Linked DNA regions of Homo sapiens: regions 1 and 3 are each linked to region 2. A link is a contact called in ENCODE Hi-C data. All regions are on one chromosome and are shown on one strand. Each heading gives the region's core, a stretch centred on a gene start or an enhancer-like site at or near the end of the contact. The rest is flanking DNA. Distances are from core to core; before and after follow the strand shown.

The links. Hi-C counts contacts between places; a loop is a spot of excess contacts on that map. Pooled maps may share reads with other maps.
Region 1: a loop to region 2 is called in a map with no recorded cell type, with 7 times the contacts of the local background. The contact joins two enhancer-like sites. A Hi-C loop is called at or near these places in 3 of 37 single-sample maps with no recorded cell type and 1 of 50 pooled maps.
Region 3: a pooled map shows a loop between it and region 2 (4-fold over the local background). The contact joins two enhancer-like sites. A Hi-C loop is called at or near these places in 4 of 37 single-sample maps with no recorded cell type and 7 of 50 pooled maps.

What each region holds. Positions count from the first base shown.
Region 1 is chr1:86,773,086-86,776,447 of GRCh38, reverse strand. No RefSeq gene overlaps it. Among named protein-coding and RNA genes, the nearest start is that of SH3GLB1, 70 kb to the right of the region's middle. RefSeq lists an enhancer at 1,637-2,836. Within about 2 kb of position 2,012, at least 20 of the 41 ENCODE cell types and tissues checked have a DNase peak (open chromatin) inside an H3K27ac peak, as active enhancers do.
Region 2 is chr1:86,615,016-86,618,426 of GRCh38, reverse strand. The region is part of intron 4 of CLCA4-AS1 (CLCA4 antisense RNA 1); the gene reads left to right. Among named protein-coding and RNA genes, the nearest start is that of CLCA4, 70 kb to the right of the region's middle. RefSeq lists an enhancer at 1,154-1,203. Within about 2 kb of position 1,351, at least 4 of the 41 ENCODE cell types and tissues checked have a DNase peak (open chromatin) inside an H3K27ac peak, as active enhancers do.
Region 3 is chr1:86,755,529-86,758,917 of GRCh38, reverse strand. No RefSeq gene overlaps it. Among named protein-coding and RNA genes, the nearest start is that of SH3GLB1, 53 kb to the right of the region's middle. RefSeq lists an enhancer at 2,878-3,378. Within about 2 kb of position 1,302, at least 7 of the 41 ENCODE cell types and tissues checked have a DNase peak (open chromatin) inside an H3K27ac peak, as active enhancers do.

The DNA of each region.
Region 1 (3,362 bases), core at 763-3,262, 160 kb before region 2:
GTAAGACTGTTGAAAATGCATTGAGAATTTTTATGGTCATCCAACTAGAAGAGCTTTAAACCATGACCAAAATTTAAGGTCTAGAAGCCAAAATAATCATGCATAATGAATTAGTCTTTTATTTCCTGGACCTTGTTATGACATTCCGTAGATTTCACCATACTGTTCTTGAATTAGATGCATGATACAATGTCGTCTTTCTTCAGTCTTTTCTTTAGCTCATGATCTCTGCAGCCCTGTAATTGTGTATATTCCTTTGGATATTGTTATCAGCCTCTTTCTCTTCATTTTCTCCTTGAGAATTCATCTACTCCTGTGGTTTACAACTTCTTCCTTCTTGGATAACCTAGAAACCTGTAGTTGCACCTCGGGTTGCAACTTGGACTCCAGTGTTGTATTCCAACTATTTAGGGAAAAGGAATACAAGATAAGGGAGCTAAATTTTGTTTAGAGCATTTTACCTAATTCCCACAATAACCCTGTTTGGTTTGGGCATTAGCACTTTTCAGATGTGGACACTGGGTCACAGAGAGCCCAAAGTCAGAGTTTCATGGAATAATAAGTTGATGATTTGCACCCTGATCTTCTGGCTCCTATTTCAGGGCTCTGTCCACCATGGCTGCCTCTCTTTTGTATCTTATGGTCTGTATTTGGCATTTATTATTCACTCCATCCATTTACTTATGTAGAAATATTGCATGCCTACCATATTTCAGGAACTATGCTAGGGATGGGGGAATAAGGAAATGAGCAGGACACTGTCCTTTCTTTTAGAAGATAACAGGCTGTCAGAGGAGGTTGAAAAGACAGATGACTGCACGAGGTGATAAAGGCCCTGATCTTCTATGGAATGCACTGTTTGCCAAGATAGCTGGGGAGGCAGTCAGGGAGAGATATTTCATGAGGTTTTGAATGAGGAGTAGAAATTTGGCTTCCCATTCCAACAGGGCTGTGCCTTTTATTTCACTTTGCAGGTTTATATGTCTTGTCTTCCTCCCTACCACAAGTACAGGCATAGTAGGCCCTCATACTGTTGAATGACAGCTACAAACAGGACTGAGGCTATAATGCAACAAAATATCCATACTTAATTCTTAGGTAAAAATCACAATATATCAAAACAGATTTCCTATCAGAACAGTTATCAGCATGAGATAGTTCCTCCCTACTTTGTAAGGGAAGAAATTATATAGTGGTGAGATTTAATGGCTCATTTAAGGTCACACAGCATTTAGTGTCAAAATCTTGAGCAGGGTCTGCTCCTCGGACTCCCTATCTTGTACCTTTCAACATCTGAATGTGACCGACTCTTCCAGAATAGCTGGAGACAGAGCCTGAGCAAGAACAGAACAGTGTTTCATCGCTGCTGGTCAGAGGAAGAGTCCACTAAAGTGCATCCAGTATAGAGATGCTAATGGCCTATTAGGATCTTACAATTCTGGCAATTTCTTACCACCCGGACATTAATGACTACAATTAATTATTCACCTCGATCAGACTCTGGGAAAACCTGCCAGGTGCTGTCCTACCCTATGAGAAACCACCTTACTGCCAAAGAGGAAAAGGTTGTTTTTTTTGTCCCTGAATTCACAGAGGGGGAAGCGGTTCTTTTTAATAGGTCTGGAATCTGAACTTTCATAAAAGGCACCTTATCTCCTGACTTTCTCATATGTCTTCATCTGTTCTATTGACTCTCTTTGATGGAATATACCAGCCGGCGCTACAAAGTGCTTTTTAATACTTTGGTAAACAGTTGAGAGAGAAACCTCATTACAGATAAAGTGAGAAGTGAAGTTGGACAGCCCATTTATCTTACTCAAGATGAAGTAAGGGCTGTTGCTCAATTAGGCTAAAATAAAATCTCTCATGTTTCCTTCCTAATGTCTTGTTTGGGGGCAGGGGTATGGGGGCGGGGGAAGTGAGTGGCAGGATGAGTAAGCTTCTGAAATATTGCCCAAGAATGTGACAGGCATCGGGGGAGGGAAATGAGCTTCAGCAGCTGCTCCTACAGCAGTCACTTTGCATTGCTTTCTGCCAGCAGGAAGCGGGGGCATGAGATAGCTAGGAGTCAATCAGAGACAGCCAGCTCAAGTCCTTCTTCAGTCCTGGCCACCCCACTTTCATTAGCAGCCTCAGAAAGGAAAGGGGAGGAGGGGCAGATGGCAAAGGATTATTGGTGGGGCTTTAGGAAGAGGAATTGAGAAGAGTGAATTTGATCCAAATCTAAAATGTATAAAGATTGTACACCTGCTCTTATTCTTTAGTCATTAATCATAGCGGTTTGTTGCTGTTTTTTAATGGGGATGGAGGGGGACAGAGGGAGTGCAGGGGTTGGGAAAGGATGGTGGCAGTGAAGGAGAATGAGAAAACGTGTCTTGTTGCCCTGAGCTTGCACCTGGCTCTTCCTCAGTGTGCTGTGCTGGTTGATAGAATGTTTTCATTTTCTTTTCCCCTCAGAGACACATGTTTATTCTCTTAAAATGGGGAAGATCCCATTTTTCCTTTCAGACTGTTTAATCTGAAAGGAGAAGATCTCGGCCAGGAGATACCTTGTTTCCAGTTTGAATCAGATCAAGTTTACCCTGAGAAGTCTGAGATATGTTTTACAAAGGCAGATAGAATGAAGGCCAAAGTTCTGACTCATTAATTTGATATTTTAGATGTTGTAAGTACAAATACTCCCTCCTAAGCTCAGGTACTAATCTTGTTTTGTATATGATATCCATGGTCATTAGGACTTGTAGTCTACTCTTTGTACTGTGACTTCAGAAAATGTTTATTTAGATAGAAAGTACAAACTACCCTTTCCTTCAAAACTTTTTTGTGAGCCTTAGAGAATCATGTACTGAGGTATTGCCAAATGGTGTTTTGATTCAGCTCCTCTGATTAGGTCATTAAAATAAGAAGATTTCACTTCCTCTCCTTCAAGGATAACCAAGAGCCCCAGGTTGGAAGGAGAGCAACATCCTTGTCAGCTGGCCTGTAGCGCAGTGAAGACCACAGCTATCACCACTACATCAAAACCAAAGTCTGAGAGCACCTGCCTGCCCCAGAAGATTCAGAATCGTGCCCCAAATCTGCCTCTCTCAAGAAAAAGATAAAATGCTCAAAGATCACCTAGAATACTTTACCCATCGTATATAGTAGAGCAGGATGAAAAATCTGGGTTGATTTATGGAGTGGTAAATAGTCCCTTGTTGACAGGATAAATTTGTTTAGAATTTTGATTTACCAGGAATGTGCCATGAAGCAAAGCTAAGAGGCAACTGGGAAGTTCTTCAAGCAGGTATTAGATTTGGAAGTGAGAATTTAACTTGGATGCTTGTCGTTGTGGCTAGAGTTGGGCAAGACCCAGAGAGGGG
Region 2 (3,411 bases), core at 102-2,601:
CTGCATTTGGGGCTCCTATAGATTCCAATCTGTCATACCAGTGTGCATGGTTGTTAAAAGTTCTGCTGGCTTTGCCTTACTTTAGCAGAGTTCCTCTGCTTAAAACACACCCTATCTTTATGCCCATGCCTCCTCTAGGAACAGTTTTTCCCTTTTTGGAATTTAGTTTCCATACACACACACACACACACACACACACACACACACACACACACACACACACACACACATAGTGTATTCTCTCCCTTCTCTGAACACCAACTCACTCACTTTAACATTAAAATAAATTATATATAGTTTATATGTAAACTATTTATAAACTATGTATAACTATTTATATACAGTTTACGTATAAACTATATATATAAATAGTTAATTTAAGTGTTAAAATAAGTGAGTTGGTGTTCGGAGAAGAGAGAGAAATGAACTTTGACTCAGGGAAAGGTTAAGAAGATATGACTGGAATTAAGGCAAAATTGGTTAATGGGTACAAAAATACTGTTTAGATAGAAGGAATGAATTATTTTATTTAATAGTACTATAGAGAAATTATACTTAACATTAATTTATTATATAATTCAAAAAGCTAGGAGAGAAGAATTGTAGTGTTCTCAACACAAATAAAAGATAAATGTTTGAGGTAATGGATATCCCTATTACTCTGATTTGGTCATTACACATTGTATACATGTATGAAAATATGTACCTCAAAAATATATACAACTATGATATATCAATAAAAAATTCAAAAACATTCTAAAAACATCAAAAAGGCCTAAAAGCTGGACACCTAATTTTGTGCTATGGAAAACAGCATGATAAGGGAGTAGAAACATTAAATAAATGAATTTGCATAGTAAAGAATTTGTTTAGATACCATTGTAAGTCCCTGTAAGATTCTAGTGGAGCTAACCGCACTCAGTGGCAGTTTTCCATTTTCACCTATTTAATAGAGTCTGAAAACTTTCCAGTCTTATACAGTCTTGTGTTCATATCTAATTATTCATATCAGATATGCAGTAATTACTGGAATCATTAAAAAGACTGGTCCTAGAACCCAGAAGTTTACTGTTAATTATTGTTTTCTGATAAGATTTATGTAACTTTAATCATAAGGTTCATGATATGGTTTGGCTCTGTGTCCCCACCCAAGTCTCATCTTGAATTGTAATCCAAATTGTAATCCTCATGTGTTGAGGGAGGGACCTAATGGGAGGTGACTGGATCATGGGAGCAGTTTCCCCTGTGCTGTGCTAGTGCTAGTGAGTGAGTTCTCATAAGATCTGATGGTTTTAAAAGTGGCACTTCCTCTTTCACTCTTTCTTTCCTGCTGCCTTGTGAAGAAGGTGACACTTCCCCTTTCGCAATGATTGTAAGACCTCCCCACCCATGCAGAACTGTGAGTCAATTAACCCTCTTTTGTTCATAAATTACCCAGTCTCAGGTAGTAACTTTATAGCAGTTTGAAAATTGACTAATACAGTTCATGAACTTTGATTTAGAACTGGAGTGACTTGTTAAACTCCTATAAAGATATAATACTTGGACTGTTAAGTATAAATTAAAGGCCTGTATAAAAGTAAATTTATCATATTTACCTGTACTCCACATCTTGTCATCCACCATATTTTGAATTTGAAGATACGTAGAGAGGAGAACAAATTTTGTTTGTTAACATGATTTATAACTTTTAAATATTTAAACATATGTTCCTTGTGCCACATTATACCATTTGTACACAAATGTTAGGAATGTGCCTCTTAGCCTTATTTCTCACTGTGCTCATGTCACTTTACAATGCTATACTTTATGGTTTCTCCTGTTCCCAGCATGCCCAGCTCTTTTTTTTTTTTTTTTTTAAAGTTAGTTGTGCCTTTGTCCTTGTCATTCCCTCTTTCTGTAATGCCCTTTCTCTTTTGCTGCCTGGTAGAATCTCTCAGATTCTTCAAAGTTTGACTAAAATGCTGCTTCTTGGGAAGCCCACCTGACCAGTTGGTCTTTCCCTCCTCTGTGATTCTACAGACATTTTTAGTTGTATATATTATATCACTTACAGTAGTGAGCTTTGGTAAACAAGTTCTTACTGTGTTATTCCCAGTTACCTTATGATAAAGTCTAAAATCCTTAGTGAGACTTGCAAGGACCCCACCTTATCACAGCCCGAATACTTAATTCTTCAGTCTCATCTCTTACTCTGGTCAGATTATTCTTTCTATTTCTCAACTGCTTGAGGCTCTCTTCTCAAACTTTTTACACTTGCTGTTCGTTTTGCCTTGGGCATTATTTTCTACACTCTTGGTGACTCTCTACTCATTCCTTCTTTAAATTTTTAGCTAAAAATTTACTTCCGAGAAACTTTCTATGACTCCTTGATTATGTTAGTTCTCCCTGATATAAAAGTGCCCATAGCATCCTATACTTTGCACTTGAGTGGTATATTCTATCTTTTTTATCCATCTATCAATGCTATCAATTAATGCTATCTTTTCCATTGAATTTCATAAGTATGTCTGTCTTGTTCACAGACATATACCCATTACTTAAGCATGTATCAGTTACCTCAAAAGAATTGGCTAAGTATTTCTTGATAGAATGAATGGAAGGATGAGTTCAAAACTTCATGAGAGAAGTCTTCCCACTCATCTCATTCTCCAAGTGCTTATATAATGCGAGGCATGGAGTGTGTACTGAATGCTATCATTAAATTTCATTTTTATAAATATGTTTCCTTTATTTATGACTTATTTGCAGTTTAATACTCAGAATTTTCAAGTAAAGTTGGGTCAATTTTACCCTTTAAAGTTCTTGTATGTTTTTCTGTATTTAAATGCAATACATCATGAAATATTTAGGATTATTTATGGACCTCCTGATCATTATTCTCATACAACTTTGTTGTATCCTGCCAAGTTTAGAGACCTCTCCCCATCCAGGGCTCTAGCTAGATACATTCTCTCCCTAAGGTGTTTTCATCCAATCTGTAGTTGTAAATACCATTTATAGGCTGATAACTCTCAGACTTGATGTGTACCTGAAATTCCAGATTGACATAACCTATTATCTACTGAACATCTTTACTTGGATGGCTGATGGGTATCTCAAACATGACATATATTAAATACAGCTCTAACATTTCTCTCCTTGTTAACAATAATAAATTCTTATTCCCTTAGGAAGAGATGGAATGACATTTGGTCATAGTAAAAAAGTAACAACAGAACAGATTTCACTCATCTCATAGATCAATGTCAGCTTCTTACCAGAGCACACACCTGTAAAAGTTGGCCAAGGAGGCCAGGCGCGGTGGCTCACGCCTGTAATTCCAGCACTTTGGGAGGCCAAGACGGGTGGATCACAAGGTCAGGATTTCAAGACCAGCCTGGCCAACATGGTGAAACCCTGTCTCTACTA
Region 3 (3,389 bases), core at 53-2,552, 140 kb before region 2:
TCATTAAAAATATGCTTGATAAATGTGTTTACCTGGGCTTGCTCTGAGCTGTGAGTGTGATCCAGGTCTGCTCCACAGGTCTCTCATCCTGTTTGAACTAGTGCTACCAGGGCGGACATTTCTCATGGTGCTGGCAGAAGCCCAAGAGGGCAAGCCCCACTGTGCAAACACATTACAGGCCTCTGCTTATCATGCCTACTAACATCCCAACATCCCATAGGACCAAGCAAGGCATGTAGCCGAGCCCACCATCAATGGGGCAGCCAAGGACACTCCTCTCATAGAGGTAAGAGTAAGGGGTGTGTCTACCCACTTTTTGGAGACAATCCTCTACAGCGGTCAAATGTCCTATATCCTCAGCTATTAAGACCCTTGCTTGGGCTCCTGCTTTTTAATCTATGCTATTGCTTTTGTAGATTGTGCTGACAAACACTAGGCTGTTCTCCCAGGCACTTCTAGCCAGGTCATGCCCCCTTGCCTGCTCCCTGCAGCCCTCCACGTTGGCCCATGCCAATGCCTTGTTTGATTCTCCATCCTTGTCAGTCCGCTCCATTTCACAACACTTAACTGTCTGTGCCAGCCGTATCCAGCTACGACAAGAAAATCTGATGAAAATGTAAGGTGCTGGCAAAAATCATTTTATGGAAATACATGAAAAAATCATCTAAGCTGATTATAGTATTGAAGAAGAATTGAACTGGAGCAGGATCATAAAACTCACTTATAGGGATGCCATGAAAATTAGCTAGTCAGTGTTCATGGTTTGAACATAAAACAAAAATTGTTATTGATTTACATATAATGTCTTTGTGGGGTCTTCCAAATGCCTCCTCAGCTAATATATAACAGAAATGGGGAAACTAAGTGTTAAGTTTAGGACCCAACCATCTTGCCTTTAGTTTTGTTTGTTTTTGTTTTGCCAGTGGTAGTATAGATAGCAACCTTCCTCTCAGCACAGAGAGCTGGCTGTGGACCTAGACATTGTGAAGAATTGCAGTGTGGATTGCAAAACACCATCGCATTCATAAGTCATGGCTTATTAGATTTTTGGTGAAAAACTTCAAGGGGCATCTGTTTTCTCTCCTCTGTTCTTGCCCCACCACTCGTCACCAGTAGAGACTGTTTTATAGTAAATTATGGCCGGTTCTGCAGCCTGATTATTCAGGGCCTGCTTGGCTTGGTGACTATTTTCTTCTTGCCAACGGGCATTCCTTCATTTCACAGCTTCTTAGCCCTAGCTGCTGAGAGTAGAGAAGCGGAAATGAAGAGGTGGGACTCAAGCCAGTTTATTACGCCTCTTGTTGGTGGTGCTGGTAAGGGCTTGGCAGGGAAAGGAAACTGGAACTACGGCCCTCATCAGCAGAGGCAAGGGAGGTGGGGTCCTGCGGCTGCCTTTCAGCGCTGTGTCCAGTGTAGGGGGCAAAACCTCCTTACCCTCAAGCCTGTCTTAGCAAGGCCAATTGCGAAAGGCTTTTTCGTGGGCTTTGGCTGTGTTCAGAGTCAAATGACATTCTGATGTAATGATAATGGTCCTAATCACAAGAGGATGTTCTCAGTGAGTGGGCACCAGGCACCGTGCAAAGTGAGTTATTTCACTTAATCCGCACAAAGACTCTAGAGGTGGGAACTATTACGCAGAAGGGGACGAACTTGCCCAAGGTCATGCCTCAAAGCAGCAGTAGAAACTGTGGAGAATGGAGCAAGCTGTTTGTTCTCCAGTCCAAGCAGCTCTGTCTTCTCCCTGGCCCACCCCACGGACACCTTCCTGTTCACGGACCTCCTCCTCTTCTAGAGGCACCGAAGCTTGTGTGGATGTCTCTGTCATATTCTCCCTCACCTTTGTGGAGGGATTCACCAGACCTCCTGTCCAGCCCACTCCCCACCTGCTTGTGTGTGTGATTTCCATGTGTGCATTGTGGGAGCTGACTACACAGCAGAGCCTCAGCCCAGCCTCGGGTCCTCTTCCCCGCTTTCAGGCAACTAAAGGCCCACAGGTGGTTGGTCACACTGACTTTGGATCCAGACTGCCTGGGTTCTAATCCTCCATCACTTGTCACCTCTGTGACCTTGGGAAGTCACTTAACTTCTCTACGCCTCAGTTACTTGAGGCTAACAATTGTGCTTACTGCCTAGAGCTGCCTTGGGGGTCCAATGGGATCATGGGTGTACAGTGCCGTCAAGCACATTGTAAGTGCTCAAAAAACACGAGCTAGTATTATTTCCTACTACATGCTGGTTACTGCCCTGGAACTAGAGGAGCATAAAAAAGCCTGGGCTTGGAGAAATTTAGGGGTCTTCAACAACTCTGCACTGTTCTGGGTTCGGCTGCACCATCAATTTTCAGGCACATTGCAGATTAAGTAGGCTTTGGTGCACTGACCTAAGAGCCTCATCACCATTTATATTATATAAAATGTACTCTGTTTTCCAATCAACTGAGTTTCCAAAGAAGCTTTGGACAAGTTACTGACAGAGCTAAGTAGACTGGAGACAGAATGGAAGAGGTGCTCATTTCCTATACCAGGGAGAGGTTAGAAAGAGTCCCTGCTTACACTGAGAAGGGGGTTCTCAGCCCATTGTCAATACCATAATAGTGGGTGTCACATATGTTTAAGGAACATGAGGGAAGGGATATCAGTTCCTGGAATAGCACCCACTGGGCAGGAACATCAAACTGTGCTTGAGTTGTTTGCTCAGCTGTATTTCAGAGGCTGCACTCTACCTTGGTTATAGATAGGATAAGTCTCTGCTCCTATCCATTTTAAACACTGGCCATTAGCCAAGTTAAATGGTATAATAGTGCATTGGGGAGTCCTCTGTAGACATTGAGAGCAAGTGTTTTGGAGTTAGGGAGCCCTGGGTCAAAGCCCAGGCTCTACCACTCTACCAGGCTATGTGATTTAAGAGCCTTCACTTCCCCTTTTGTAAAACGCAGATAAGAGTCATACCTACCTCTCAGGTTGTTAAAATGAGATAATGAATGTAAATCACTTTAAGCACAGCGCCTTGTATGCAGCAAGTACTTAAGTTACTGCAGCTATTATTCTTTCACTTTTTGCCTCAAGTTGCAAGGTCTCTGTTGATAGGACTTTTGGGAGAGAGGAACTGGGGAACGGACTGGGGAAGACAGGCAAAGGAATCCCTGCTCAGCCACCCTGCCCATTACTGTAGTTCCTGTGATCAGTGATGTGAAGTTACCGCAAATATAGTGAATGACCGCAAATAGAAGGTGATCTTTCAACTGCAGCCAGGTGGTTTTGTTTTTGTTTTTGTTTTTTTTTTTTGTTTTTCCGAGACGGAGTCTCACTCTGTCGCCTAGGCTGGAGTGCAGTGGCGCGGTCTTGGCTCACTGCCAGCTCCGCCTCCCGGGTTCATGCCATTCTCCTGCC